2 separate regions of the Homo sapiens genome follow, and region 2 is linked to region 1. The links are chromatin loops, found by intact Hi-C in ENCODE. Cell type or tissue: heart left ventricle. All regions are shown on one strand.

Evidence for each region. Peaks named below come from ENCODE experiments on the same cell type or tissue, not always from the same donor. Only the 100,000 strongest peaks of a DNase experiment are listed, where the experiment ranks them.
Region 2: it touches region 1 in a loop (19-fold over the local background); 39 of 110 quality-filtered maps call a loop at or near these places.

The regions. Positions count from the first base shown.
Region 1 is chr17:72,539,183-72,541,682 of GRCh38, forward strand. All of the region lies in intron 1 of LINC00673 (long intergenic non-protein coding RNA 673), which reads right to left. Among named protein-coding and RNA genes, the nearest start is that of LINC00673, 52 kb to the right of the region's middle. RefSeq lists a silencer at 1,171-1,420. In heart left ventricle, a CTCF peak has its summit at 1,360 (motif pointing left); a DNase peak (open chromatin) is centred at 1,329; H3K4me3 peaks cover 368 bases; H3K27ac peaks cover 250 bases.
Region 2 is chr17:70,766,027-70,768,526 of GRCh38, forward strand. No RefSeq gene overlaps it. Among named protein-coding and RNA genes, the nearest start is that of CASC17, 430 kb to the right of the region's middle. In heart left ventricle, a CTCF peak has its summit at 1,254 (motif pointing right); no DNase peak of the experiment used is centred here.

The DNA of each region.
Region 1 (2,500 bases):
ACACACGCCTTTTGCATTTATCCCGGGGTCCTCCAGAGGGACAAGGAAGGGGCTGATTCAGTGACCCCTGAGCCCCGCCTCTCAGTCCCCAGACTTCAGGCAGCCTGGGAAGCCTCCGACCTACATTCAGATGCCTAGGGGTTCTGGGAGGGGCGCTCAAAGCTCAGAGGCCTGAATTCAGCACCCTGCTCAGGCTCTTTGAGAACCGCTGACTTGAAGTGGGCCTGCTCGCTTTGCTAAACAAATATGGGTAACTCTGGTCTTCCAAAAAGAGCTCACAATTCTGTCCTCCCTGGAAGCTACAATTCAATCATCCTCTTCCAAACGTCCAAATCCCAGCTTCAGTGAGGCTATCTCACACAGCAACCTGCCTGGGAGTGACCTGCATGCAAAACTTCAAGAGTTTGAGGGAAACTTGAGGGAAACTTGCAGAAACCAGCTTGCCAAGGAAAAACGCTCCCAGTGCGTTCAATGAAAAAGCAGGCGACCCAGCTAAATGAGTAAACTGACCCAATCGGGGGGATGAAAGGGAACGTATATCTATGCAATGACAATAAATCGTGGAAAGACATATTAAAATACAAAAGCCATTTCTAGACGCAAAATCATGGATGTGTTTTATTTGCTTCTTTGTGTTTTCTGGTATTTTTACAAAACTGCACTGCAGAATGTTTGGAATCAGATGAAAAGTTCATTTCTGAGAAGCCTCCTTCTTTTCTCTTTTAAATTTTCTTCTTTTGCATTCCATTTTGGCCAGCTCGCTTGAACTCTGCGTTCAAACGCCTTTCTCTCCCAAGCAAAAGCTCCAGGAGGAATCTTCTGGAGCAAAGTTAGAACCGCAGGGAAGCTTGAAAAGAGGAAACAGACCAGCCTGGCCGGTGGAGGTTAAATTAAACTACAGTTCTCTAGCAGGCCTCGGGCTTGGTCAGGAGCTATTGGTAAGACGGCAGAAACGGAGTACAGGCCAATAAACAAATCAAAACAAAAACAAGAAGCAAAGAAAGAAAGAAACATGTTTTAAGAAGAATAAAGTCATTAGGTGGCAAGGGGCCTCTGCAGGACCATCCAGGCCAGGGAGAAAAACACCACCAAGGACCCAAACTTCTTTCACTGGGGAGCTGCAAGCAGGAGGCGCTGGCTCTGAGCAGTGGCTTTGTGCTTCGGGCAGAACCGGCCGCGAGGGCTGCGCCCCACCAGCCGCGCGCCGGGAGGGCGGACGCGCCGGGCACAGCCAGGCGCCGGGGGTGACCGCGGCAGCACCGGCCCGGCGGCTGGAAGCAGACGCGCCGCTCCGCCCGCGCCCGCGCCCGGTGGAGCCACAGCGCCATCAAGTGGCCACTCGGCGAACGGCCGCACGGGGAAGCGGCTCAGGCCCAGGGAAGAGGTCCAGGGTTCCCAGCCGCAACTGTCCCTGGGGAAGGGTCTGGACCTGCCAAGCTGCCACTCCAGGGCCTGAGGCAGGAGCCTGCAGACGGACACCAGCTGTCCAGGCGCACTCCACCACCCAGGGCTGCCCCAGAGGATGTTCGGGAATCCTGTCTCCTCCTTCGGGAGAGAGGTTACTTTTGCAGTCCCAGGCCCATTCTCTTCTCCAGCAACTTGCTCACAGTTTAAAAGGTTTGGTTCTCAGAGAGTGGCGCCAGAGCAAAGGGGGCATCTCGCTGCTCTGGGGCATCCTGCAGGGGATGGCGCAGATCTGGGGTCCATGTCTGTGAGCGGACACCATTGGAACATGTGTCTAGAGAATCTGGGCGGGATCACTGCCCACAGCCCTTCAAGGCCCACAAACCTACAACACATCTCTCCTGGAAACAGCACGTGATCCCATATGCCCCCTGGTCTTTGGGTACAAATTATGGGGTGACTCAAGAAGAGAGCACGTGATATGGTTTGGCTGTTTGTTCCCTCCAAATCTCATACTGAAATGTGATCTCCGGTGTTGGAGGTGGGCCTAGTGGGAGGTGTTCGGATCATGGGGGTGGATTCCTCATGAATGGTTTGGTGCTATCTTCACAGTAACGAGTGAGTTCTCACTAGAACAGTTCATGTGAGCTTGGCATGGTGGCTCACACCTGTAATCCCAGTACTTTGGGAGGCCACGTCAGGTGGATCCCTGGAGGTCAGAAGTTCGAAACCAGCCTGGCCAACATGGTGAAACCCCATCTCTATTAAAAATACAAAAAAATTAGTTGGGCGCGGTGGCACGCACCTGTAGTCCCAGCTACTCGAGAGGCTTGAGGCAGGAGAACTGGTTGAACTTGGGAGATAGAGGTTGCAGTGAGCCAAGACTGTGCCGCTGCACTCTAGCCTGGGTGACAGAGCAAGACTCCATCTCAAAAAAAAAAAAAAAAAAAGAAAGAAAGAAAAGAGTTCATGTGAGATGTGATTGTTTAAAAGGGCCTGGTACCTTCCCCCATCTCTTGCTTTCCCTCTTGCCATGTAACATGCTGGTTCCCGTTTACCTTCTGCCATGATTGGAAGCTTCCTGGGGCCTCACCGG
Region 2 (2,500 bases), 1.8 Mb before region 1:
TGATTATAAATGTCTATCCCTATATTGCAACATTTAATTAGTATGAATACATCCAAGTTTAGGTCTTCTTGCATATTCAATATGGTAAGTATTGTTTCAAAATGCTTTAAAGAAAATGTTTAAAATAGTTTACTATGAATTAAAATATTTAGCAGCCATGAAGGGATAAGATATAAGGACTTAAATTGTTATTTTGTTCTTTAAATAAATACATTGAACTGATTACAATATTTTTATACATTTTGATGTAACAAATTACTTCATGGGATATAACAGGAAACCAAGCTAATTTTCCATCAATTGCACTGTTGAAGATTGTCCTACTGTAATATTTTGATTTTAGGGCATTAGGACTTATTTCTAGCAGAATACGGGAATAGAAGTATTCAGCTCTGACATGATCATTCGTTTCTGTCTCAGGACCTAGGTACATTTTAATAGATGGGATGAGAGAGAAAGGGCTGTTTTGTCTCTCAAGGAATTGCTAAACCAGATGTTGAAAAGGGAGGAGAGATTTTTAAATTTTAGTTGAAAAGCAGTATCCAATGAATTAAAAACTGATACCCAATCAGTAACAATGCCTCCAGCCACATAGCTTTGGGCACTTCTGAGTCCACCTCTGGCCACTTCTTTACTCCTCCATGAAGTGACTTTTCCAGGTCACTTCTTGTTGTATATTTGTGGAGGATTTCTACTAGAAGCGTGCAGATCACCATCTGCTCCACAGATCAAAGGCATCCATCTCCTAAGTTCCCCACTGAAACAAGGGTCAATGTTGGAAAATTTAATTCAGTGAATGCCACTCATAAAAATGAATTGCAGATTTTAATGAACCTTAATTTTCAAAGGAATTTATTCTATGATATTTAGCTAAAAATAAAAATACAATAATATAATGGTATAATTAGTTTTCTTAAATTAGTATATTTTCTGTTTGGTGCCTGATAGAGGGAAAAATGGCATTGTTGTACTTCGAAGACGTTTTTCTTCATTCTGTCTTAGCAGGCAAACTTTTTTTTTTTTAAATAGTATTTACACATAATGAAATGGTTATAAAAAATCTAAGCTTATTTTCAACACGTAAAGAGATGTTTCTGAGTGATGTTTGTGTGTTGTAAATTTAAGCAACCTTTCCTTAACTTTGAAATTTTTCAAACTTTGTATCTTTGAAAGATTTATGTTAAAAGCTGAAAACATCAAAATTAAGAAGCCGAACCCCCAAATTTCTGATTTTTAAGATGGAAAGCCATCTGAACTTTTACAGGATTCCAACAGGGGGCAGTGAAATTCCACAGATGAACTTGATGGCTGTGCTGAAAAATAGATGCCCAGAATGTAAATCTCTGAAGAGAAATATGTCTTAACACAGCTACCTCAGGAAAGGGGGAATTATTGCACTTAATTAAAGTGTATTGACACCATATGTGGCCCCACCTCTCCCACTCCCCTTTTTGGATTCATTAAGAATTAAAAAAAAAATCAGAAACTAGTAAAGGCAATATTCCTATAGAGCCTGTGACTTAACCCTTAATCATTAATCCTACAAAAATTACACTTAAACAAAAAGCTAGTTGGTAAACAGAAACCTTTCAAATTAGACAATTTATGTTCATTATCTCTATAACTCAAAGGAATGTCATTGGACTGTTTTGTAAAAATAGTATTCTCTTAATGACAGTTTGTATTTTCTTATGGAATATTTTCAACAATTTTAAATGACAGCAAAGCTCTAATTATTTTTGCCAGTGAGGTTTACATAAAGATTTGAATTTTTTTAGATCATCTGAAAAAAAATAGAAATAATGTTTGTATGGGTCTCATTCCCCATATTTTTTAAAGTCCTTGCATTTTGAATAAAATACATCCATTAGAGTTAAAAGTGAAACCTTTTTGTTATGACTTGGACACTTATTTAAAAATTAAGCTAAATTTGACTCTTCGGAAAAATGTGGCTAAAAAGTCTGATTTTAAGAAACCTTTTAATACACTGTCTTCTTTATTCTCTGTCACAACTCTTGTGTTCTTTTTGTTTTTTAACTGAGTTTGTACTTTACTTCTTCAAAACACATTTGGAGGCAGAAATATATATTATCATCACATTTGAATTAGTTCTAGAATTAACACCTAAAATCTGAATTTTTTGTATTCTAATGAAATTGGTTTCTTCTGTATGTATTTTAAGATTATAATATTTTATTTAATATATTTTTTATGATTGAAAAATAATAATGATTGTAGAGCATTTAGAAAACACAGATAACCAATATAAACAAAATTTAATGACCCATACTTCTACCAGACTGCTGTCAGAATGGTGATTTTTTTCCCTCCTTTTTTATACCTGTATAAGAATATTTATTTAACATCAATATACATTTATTATAACATACATCTCACATATGTTTGTATATATTTTTATACATATTAATATATATTTCATATATCTGTGTATATACACATATATAATGTCAGATTATACCAGCTACAGAATTTTATAATT